Linked DNA regions of Homo sapiens: region 1 is linked to region 2. Evidence: chromatin loops called from intact Hi-C (ENCODE). Cell type or tissue: PC-9. All regions are shown on one strand. Each heading gives the region's core, and the rest is flanking DNA. Links, peaks and the distances in the headings are about the cores only.

Region 1 (4,395 bases), core at 291-4,290, 110 kb after region 2:
CAAACCTGTCAGACGAGCGGCTCTGGCGGGCACTTTGAGCGCAGGAGCTGGAGGAAGACTGGCAGCACCACCAGGCAATGGGCAAGAGCACAGGGCTAGGAAATGTCCTTCCCAGCCAGGCCTGCCTAAGGGCATGGGATGAGTACAGCAGGAGAGATCTGGCGATTAGGCTCGAGGGCCAGGAGAGCAGACTCTGCCTCCTGGCAGGTGGAGGTGGGAGTACAGGGTTGCTGCCTTCCCTCAGCTTCCTACCCTGGGTGAACTCAAGCTCTTGGCCATGAGGATCATGTCAGAACTGCTGGGGGAAGAAAGTGGTTGGGGCAGCTGGATCACTGGGACATGTGGTTGTTGCTGCTGTGTAATCTTAGATCCCAAACCTGGACAGACAGTGGGAGGAAGCCTGACTTTTCTTCCCTAACTAGGCTCTCAAGCTTCCAGGTGGTTTTGTGCTCTTCTCACCTCCGCCTGCTCTGCCTGCTCGTGTCCCCTTCCCCAGTACATGCGGCAGCACTGCACATGCTCAGAGCCTGCACTGGCTGGGGCATTGTTTGGAGTTGGTGTGATAGGGTGGACTGTGCACAGGAGGGGCCCTTGGGAAATCTAAGCTCGATTTCCCACTATTCCTATAACCCTGTGATCCCGAACATGCCACTGCATTGCCCTGGGTCTCCGCTTTCTTGTCTTTCAAATGTTGGAGGTGGAGGAGATGGTGAAGGGCAATAGAGAGGCAGGAAGGAGGATCGAATGATCACTTAGCATAAGGCCCTGCTACAGACGTATATGCCACTCAGAGTTGCTAACCTGACGACTTCATATAACTCTATGGCAGGGCCTTGTGGTTAAGGGTGTGGGCTGGGAAGCCAGACATCCTCAGCGTCATTCCAACTTCATGCTTCCCAGTGAGGTAAGCTCTCTCAGCCTCAGCTTCCTCAGTTGTAATAAAAATAATGCCTTCCTCATGGGGTTCTTGTGTACATATAAGTACACAGTAAGTGACAATCATCATCATCTTCCTCATAGTCATGATGTATTTAGAGGTCAAGATAGCCTGCTTGAATTTGAATCTTGGCTTAGGTATAGTGAGTGATTTGGGCAACTTATTTAACCTCTAAAACTCACGTTCCTCATCTGACACTAGAATAATAATCATCATGCACGTATTACAGAGTGGCTTTAGGTGCTAAATAAGGTCATCTACATAAAGCTCCTAGCACAGTTCCTCAATACTGTTAGTTCTTTAAGAAGAACTGTATTATTTTCCTGGAGGTATGATCTTCTTCCTTGGGGTGGTGGGGTTAGGTGTTTGGTTGGGGTGAAAGGCCATGTCTAACTTGTTAGCAAGAGCAAAGGAATGCAGAGGGACTGTTTTGCAGGAATGACATTCCTAGTCCTGCAGTCAGGCCCATTGCCCCAGGTTACACATCAGTGCTCTGCAGGTAAATCACTGATTAACCACAAATTCAGAGTCAGGGACTTTCACAGACAAGTCTTTCCCTTTCCCAACCCTGAGTGGCAAGGCCCTTGCTCACAGAAGATGCTTCTAGAGCTCCTCCCTATCCCCCTGCCCTCACCTCAGTGCATGCTTACAGCTTCCCAGTACAAGCCCCAGCTTGGGCTCTTTTGGGGAAAGGCACAGCTTCAGGCCCAGGGATATTTGTGCAGGGAGGAGGTGGAAGTAGTTTCTGGAGCTTGATTCATTACAGCAGCAATCTCGGTCAAACAGGTTCTTACAACTTCAGGGAGGCCTCTTTGTTCTATTGTTCCAAAGAGCCAGACAGGCTTCCCCACAATCCTGGAAGGTGGCAGGTGAGGTGGGGAAGGAGCCCTCTGGAGTCTGGCCAGCAGGCTGCTGCCTATGGCAACTGCATCTCTGTTCACATAACACCAGGGATCCGATTCTGTTTGATTATAGCTTGTAAACCTTAGGCAATTGGCTTCCTTTGCTATTTGCTCCTCCAGGGAAGAGTGGTGGCCGGAACCTGTGGAAAACCCACTGAAACCACACTAGCTTTTTCTTGAGAGGTGGAGACAAGGGCTAGATCATGTTGAAAAGTGAAAAAGACAAGAGAGTGCTCAGATAATTCAGAACATAAATTTGGTTTTGATACAATGGAATATTATTCGGCCCTTAAAAGGAATGATATGTGCAATGTCATTGGGACACCTTGAAAACATCATGCTAAGTGAAAGATGCCACACACAAAAGGCTACATATTAAATGATTCCATTTATATGAAATGTCCAGAATAGGCAAATTTTAGAGATAGTAGGTAATTCCTGCTTGCAGAGGTGGGTGAGAGAGAAATGGGAGTGACTGCTAATGGCTATTTATCAAAATGTTCTAGAATTAGATACTGATTATGTTTGCACAACTTTGTGAATGTCCTAAAAACCACTGGAATCTTCACTTTAAAAGGGTTACTATTATGGTATATGGATTATATCTTGATTTTATAAATTATATGATAAAAAATGTGGGTTTCACTCTGTAAGAAACTATGGAGGCTATTAGTGTATTGCCAAAAAAGGGAAGGAAAAGCTGGTCTGCCAGTGAAGATTTTGGGGCTCTGTCTTGGTTGGTCATCTAACTCTCTAATCATCTGCCAGACAAATATTTATTGGGCGCCTACCACGAGTCAAGACATTGTGCAAGAATCAGCTATATATTGATGAAAAAGGCGATCTGTTCACCCTTCATGATCTGCCACTAACTGTGTTCTCTTGGGCAGTTTGTTTAACTTCTCCAAACCGCTGTTTCCTGATCTGTCTAGTGGAACCATCTCTAGATCTCTCCCTATGAGTATACAAGAGACTGAGGTCCCCAGCAAATACCATGAAAGTCTACATTCCCTTGACTTCTCTGGTTACATTCTGGGTTGTCCCAGGGTTTCCAAAATGCACTTCAGAATCTGTGCTTCCACTTTCTCTTGGGGACTCTCTGTCTCACAGAGCACTGCCATAGGGAATTGCTACCTGCAAAATCAATTTTCCTGCACTTCACTCTCCACTGGTGTTGAAAAGAGTGAAACCAGAGAAAAGTTGTCCAAGTTCCAAAAACAAAGTTACCCATCCATTTACAGGGTCATCTTGCACTTTCAAAATAAGCTGCTCATTTTCCCCAGGTCTCATTATTTAGGGGAATGTTTCCTACTTCATTTCCTAAGCACAGACAATATTTTATGGATTAAAGTATACATTTATCCTATTTTCAGGTAGAATTGTGGTTGATATAGGCTAGATGGCAAAATAGGTAAATAAACTTTTAATGTGAACAGAAGTTCACACGTGCACACACACACAAGCACACACACACCCTGTAAAGCTGGTATGTTTTAATATCTCCCCCAGTGCCCAGTGTACCTTTCTATGTTTGGGCAGCAAAGCAGAATGTTTGAGGTTCTTGAAAGCATCTCCAAAAACACTTTATAAAATCAACTGGAGAAAAAAATAAAATCCCGCTAGGCTTCCCACACCATCGGCAGCAATCGTGAAGCTGGCTTGCCCTCTGGCCCACTTCTCTTCACTGTGTACTACCCCAGGATAATGTAGCCCTTGTCACAAGACTTGTTGTCCCTTCTCTGTTCTATAGACAAAATTTAAGACATGGTGAGATTAAAAGTGATATGGTTTGGATCTGTGTCCCCTACCCAAATCTCCTGTTGAAATGTAATCCCCAATGCTGGAGGTGGGGCCTGGTGGGAGATGATTGGATCGTGGGGGTGGTTTCTTATGATTTAACACCATTCCCCACTTGGTATGAGTTCTCACAAGATCTGGTTATATAAAAGTGTGTGGCACCTCCCCACCACCTTGGTCCTGCTCCTGCCATGTGAGATGTCTGCTCCCGCTTTGCCTTCTGCCATGAGTAAAAGCTCCCTGAAGCCTCCCCAGAAGCAGATACTGCCCTGTTTCCTGTACAACCTGAAGAACTTTGAGCCAATAGAAGCTCTTTTCTTTATAAATTACCCTGTCTCTGGTATTTCTTCATAGCAATGTGAGAATGGACTAATACAATAAGATTTCCATTTGAGTTTCTCTTTTAGGTTCTGCATACCAATAAAACTACTGACATCAGCTGGTCTAAAAGGCTGAGCAAGGAGCTGACTTATGGAAGAATGCAGTTTCCACATCCTCACGATTTCATCCCCTTACCCAGATCAATCAATGACCCCAATTTTCCAGGCCCTCACCTTCCATGATCCTCTTAAAAACCCTTGCCCAGAACCCCTTGAAGAATTGGATTTGTGGCCTGAGAATCCCTCCTCTTACCCATTTGGCAGCCTTGCGATTATTAAACTCTTTCTCTGCTGCAAATCCCACTGACTCAGTGTGTTGGTCCATTGCTGTGCAGCGCTGTAGGAACCTGGTAGTCTATAACATTCTGATTTGTTCACA
Region 2 (4,395 bases), core at 285-4,284:
CAGGTTGCCTCTACACTTTGGACTTCAATGAAACCCCTCATTGTGGAGTATGGGATCTGGCTTTCTGAGCAACCAATGAAGTCCCTATATCCTGGAAATGTAGGGTATTGAGTATGAATTGGGTATGAATGTTGACTAATGGGAAGTGGGAGATGAAAAAGGCAGCTGGGAAAATAAATTTCTCCTTCTTTCACTCTCCTACAGTTACGTCTGAGGTGAGGTCCCTCATTGCAACCTTTCTAGGGAAATTTAACCCACTGAGTGAACACAGCTGCTGGGTAACAATTGCCTGTTCATGGCTCATGGTGAAGTAGTATGTGGCACAATTGGGCACTGCATCGTATTGCATCAAATGCTACCTTGCCTCATCTCTTTTCTCTCACTTTCACTGCCCTGTGCTTATGCTTTCCAAACATGTGAACATCTTAATTATTGTGTCAAGCTCTGCCTTCTAAAGGACCTGGGCTAAGACAACTTAAAAGTGAATGATGGTGAACATGCCACATATAAAAACATTTGAAATGTAGCTAGAACTATCTAAGAGGAAACTTTATGCTTAAAATATCTAGATTAGAAAAGAAGAAAAGGTAAAAATTGATGAGTTAACTATCCAATTAGGAAGTTAGAGAAGGAATAATAAAATAAATCCAAAGAAAATAAAAGGAAAGAAATAACAAAGTTAAAAGGAGTTAGTGAAATGAAAAACAAAGACATAAGTCAATAAGCCCAAAAGTTTGTTCATTTATAAATGCTGCCGGGCACGTTGGTACTCGTCTATAGCCCCAGGTACTCAGGAGGCTCTGAGGCAGAAGGGTCGCTTGAGTCCAGGAGATCTGGGTTGTAGTGTGCCAGGCTGATAGGATGTCCACATTAAGTTCAGCATCAGTATGATGATCTCCAGGGAGCAGGGGACCACCTGGTTGCCTAAAGAGGTGTGAACTGGCCCAGGTTGGAAATAGAGCAGATCCAAACTCCCACGTGCTGATCAGTAGTGGAATTGTGCCTGTGAGAGGCTGGGCGCCATGGCTCACACCTGTAATCCCAGCACTTTGGGAGGCCAAGGCAGGTGGATCAAGAGGTCAGGAGTTCAAGACCAGCCTGACAAACATGGTGAAACCCCATCTCTACTAAAAATACAAAAAACTGGCCAGGCGTGGTGGTGGGCATCTGTAATCCCAGCTACTCTGGAGGCTGAGGCAGGAGAATCCTTGAACCCAGAAGGCAGAGGTTGCAGTGAGCCAAGATCGCACCACTGCACTCCAGCCTGGGCGACAGTGCGAGACTCCATCTCAAAAAAAAAAAGAAAGAAAGAAATCGTGCCTATGAATAGCCACTGCACTCCAGCCACACAGCATGGCAAGATTTCATCTCTGTTAAAAAAAACAATTAATTAATTAATTAATAATAAATATAAATACTTTAGAAAAGTCTGTGATAGAATGATCAAGAAAAATAGAAAAGGAACAAATAAATGAGTAATGAAGAGAGGGACAAAACTGTAGCAAAGATTTAAAAAATAGTAAGCAAGTATTTTAAGTAAATCTTATGCCAATACATTTGAAAACCTATGTGGAAATAATGATTTTCTGGTTATAACTTCAATACTGACTCAAAAAGAAATAGGAAACTGGAACAGAAGTTAAATCGGGACTTTTGATTCTCATTGGCGAACTGCAGCCACCTAAAGAAAGATCTCTACAGACATCCTCCAAAAACTATGCAGATTAATGAGGAGAACAAATAAGATTACTCTTAACCCACATCTATATTGGAAGATAATTTACATATATGTGGCTATAAATCTCCGCAAGGAGCAGACCCAGCTTTAGAGCCCCCTTTGGAGTGGAGAATCAAGCAGGGATTTTGTGTAAGAAAAGTGCAACAAGATCCAAGCAGTAGCAGAAAATAAATAACTGTCCCCAGAAGCTGGGCACGGTGGCTCATGCCTGTAATCCCAGCACTTTGGGAGGCCAAGGTGGGCGGATCACGAAGTCAGGAGTTCGAGACCAGCCTGGCCAGCATGGTGAAACCCTCTCTCTACTAAAAATACAAAAATTAGCTGGGTGTGGTGGTGCGCTCCTGTAATCCCAGCTACTCAGGAGGCTGAGGCAAGAGAATTGCTTGAACCCAGGAGGCGGAGGTTGCAGTGAGCTGAGATAGTACCATTGCACTCCAGCCTGGGTGACAGAGCAAGACTCCGTCTCAAAAAATAAAAATAAATAAATAAATACATACATACATACATAAATAAATAAAAACAGTCCCCAGAGTACAGCATCAGAAGAAGAGCCTTCCATCCTAGTAGAGAAATATTGACAATACATTTGAGACTAAGTAAATCTGAGCAAAACAAAGAGCCTTAGAGAGTGTGTGAGCCATAAAAACTTCAGGGAGAGAGCGAGGTAACTTGGAAGGAGGCATCCCTTAAAGGCTTGGTAGTGAAAGAAAAGAAGGAAGAAATATCTGAATTAAGTGTCATCAGGTACAGTATCACGAATCACTAGCATGCCCTTTCTCTTTCTCTCTCTGTGTCACACACACACACACACACACACACACACACACACACACACACACACACAATTCATTAAAGAAACTGAACTTCATTATATCATCAGAAGAGGGCACTGTTGAATTTGAAAATCCAGTAAAGCCTGCTGTCAGCCTGGGTTCCCACAAAAGCAGCTTGAGAACAAGGCTTGCATGCAGAGAATTTATTTTGAGAAGTGATCTCAAGGAATAGGCATGAAGGACTAGAGGAAAGGTGAAAAGAAGGAGGGAAAAAGCAAACCAAGTGTGCATTATTGCGCTAATTATTGTTGTAGGCAACTAGGGCTCAGTCTTGCTGGGAACCCTCTGTAGAGCCATGGAGAATGCAGCATTGTCTGCTCTAGGGACAGAGACGAGCATTTAATCCGCTGGTTCCCTCCCCCATTGGTTCATGTGCAGCCATGGAGGTGGACTGCTTGCATCTCCTTTCAAGAAATAACTTGCTACTTAATTAACTGCAAGAAGGGCGCTTATCTGAAAGCCTTCAGCTGAGTGCCTTCAGGATATGCTGCAGCTTTTGAACCAAAGCCATGCTCTTCTGCGGCAGCACCAGTTAATGGGTGAGCTTGGTGGGGTCCCAGGGCTTTGTCATTTCTGCTCAACATGGGCAATCGTTGTTCCAAAGCTCCGTGTTAAGACTGTGACAGATCTGCTTCACCATTTGAGGCTCACCCCGCCCAACCCTGTGTGTGTCCTTGCCTGTTTTCTTTCACAGGTGTCTGAACTGCATTGTGGTCTGAAGAATTTTCCTACCCAGTCCTGCTTCTCTCCCTCTAGCCCACCTTCTTTTAACCTTTCATGAGAGTTATATCCAAATAAACCACTTGCACTCCTACCTCCCTCTCAGCATCTGCTTCCTGGAAGACTCAATTGATACAGTCAAGGATTACCTAATGGGGGTTAACTCCCTCATACTTCCAGGTTTACACATGCCTCAGAATGGTTGCATAGGCTGTAGGCATATCACATGGCAGTGCCAGAGAAACTCCAGGAAGAGTATGCAAGCTAGGTATGCAACACTAGACGTATGCAATGCAGTGGAAGCCAGATGTGGTCAGCTTATTCCTGTGCCTGGCTGGTCACCTCAGCAATGACTGGCATAAAAAGGGTGAGTTCAGAAGATGTGAGGCCAGACTCAAGAGGTGTCCAATACAACCAAAAAAAAAAAAAAAAAGGAGAGAGAGAGAGACAGGGTTTCATTTTGTCACCCAGGGTGGAATACAATGGCGTGATCATGGTTCATTGTAACCTCGAACTCCTGGGCTTGTGGCATCCTCCTTCCTGCCTCAGCCTCTCAAGTAACCAGGACTACAGGAGCCCACCACCATGCCTGGTGAATTAAAAAACAAATTGGTAGAGATGGGGTCTCGGCTGGGTTGCCCAGGCTGGTCTCGAACTCTTGACCTCAAGCGATCCTCCTGCCTCAGCCTTCCAAAGTGTTGGGATTATACAGGCATGAGCCACCATGCCTGGCCCAACGAACTACCCTTTGTGTTTCAGATTCCTGCCTAACAGTATGTCCAAGCTGTTACAGAGCCTTCAGCAGCCAGACTTAACACACAGATGTAGCAAATAAACTAGAATGTGCACTGCTGCAACTGGTGCCCAAGCTATAACTTATATTCATCCTGCCCCCACCCCCACCACCCCCAGATGTCCCTTTTCCTCAGCTGGCACCTCAATGGGTCTAGTTTGCCTGCCTGGTGTGGTGCTTCAGACCTTAATCTCTGAGGGGTGCTTGCTGGGCCATAAAAAGGATATTCCTGGGTTCCAGATGCACTTCTATTGTGTAGCAGAAACCCTATCTCTTCACGGTAGCTAGGGCCAACCACCCCTACCAATACT

Evidence for each region. Hi-C counts contacts between places; a loop is a spot of excess contacts. Peaks named below come from ENCODE experiments on the same cell type or tissue, not always from the same donor. Only the 100,000 strongest peaks of a DNase experiment are listed, where the experiment ranks them.
Region 1: a loop joins it to region 2, with 3 times the contacts of the local background. A loop is called at or near these places in 74 of 110 quality-filtered maps.

The regions. Positions count from the first base shown.
Region 1 is chr1:115,713,256-115,717,650 of GRCh38, forward strand. The region is part of intron 8 of CASQ2 (calsequestrin 2); the gene reads right to left. Among named protein-coding and RNA genes, the nearest start is that of CASQ2, 53 kb to the right of the region's middle. In PC-9, for the core only: CTCF peaks have their summits at 1,858 and 2,059; DNase peaks (open chromatin) are centred at 856, 1,386 and 1,766; H3K4me3 peaks cover 1,024 bases; H3K27ac peaks cover 2,525 bases.
Region 2 is chr1:115,605,718-115,610,112 of GRCh38, forward strand. It overlaps the pseudogene RN7SL420P. Among named protein-coding and RNA genes, the nearest start is that of VANGL1, 34 kb to the right of the region's middle. In PC-9, for the core only: CTCF peaks have their summits at 2,630 (motif pointing right) and 2,836; DNase peaks (open chromatin) are centred at 2,684 and 3,504; H3K27ac peaks cover 270 bases.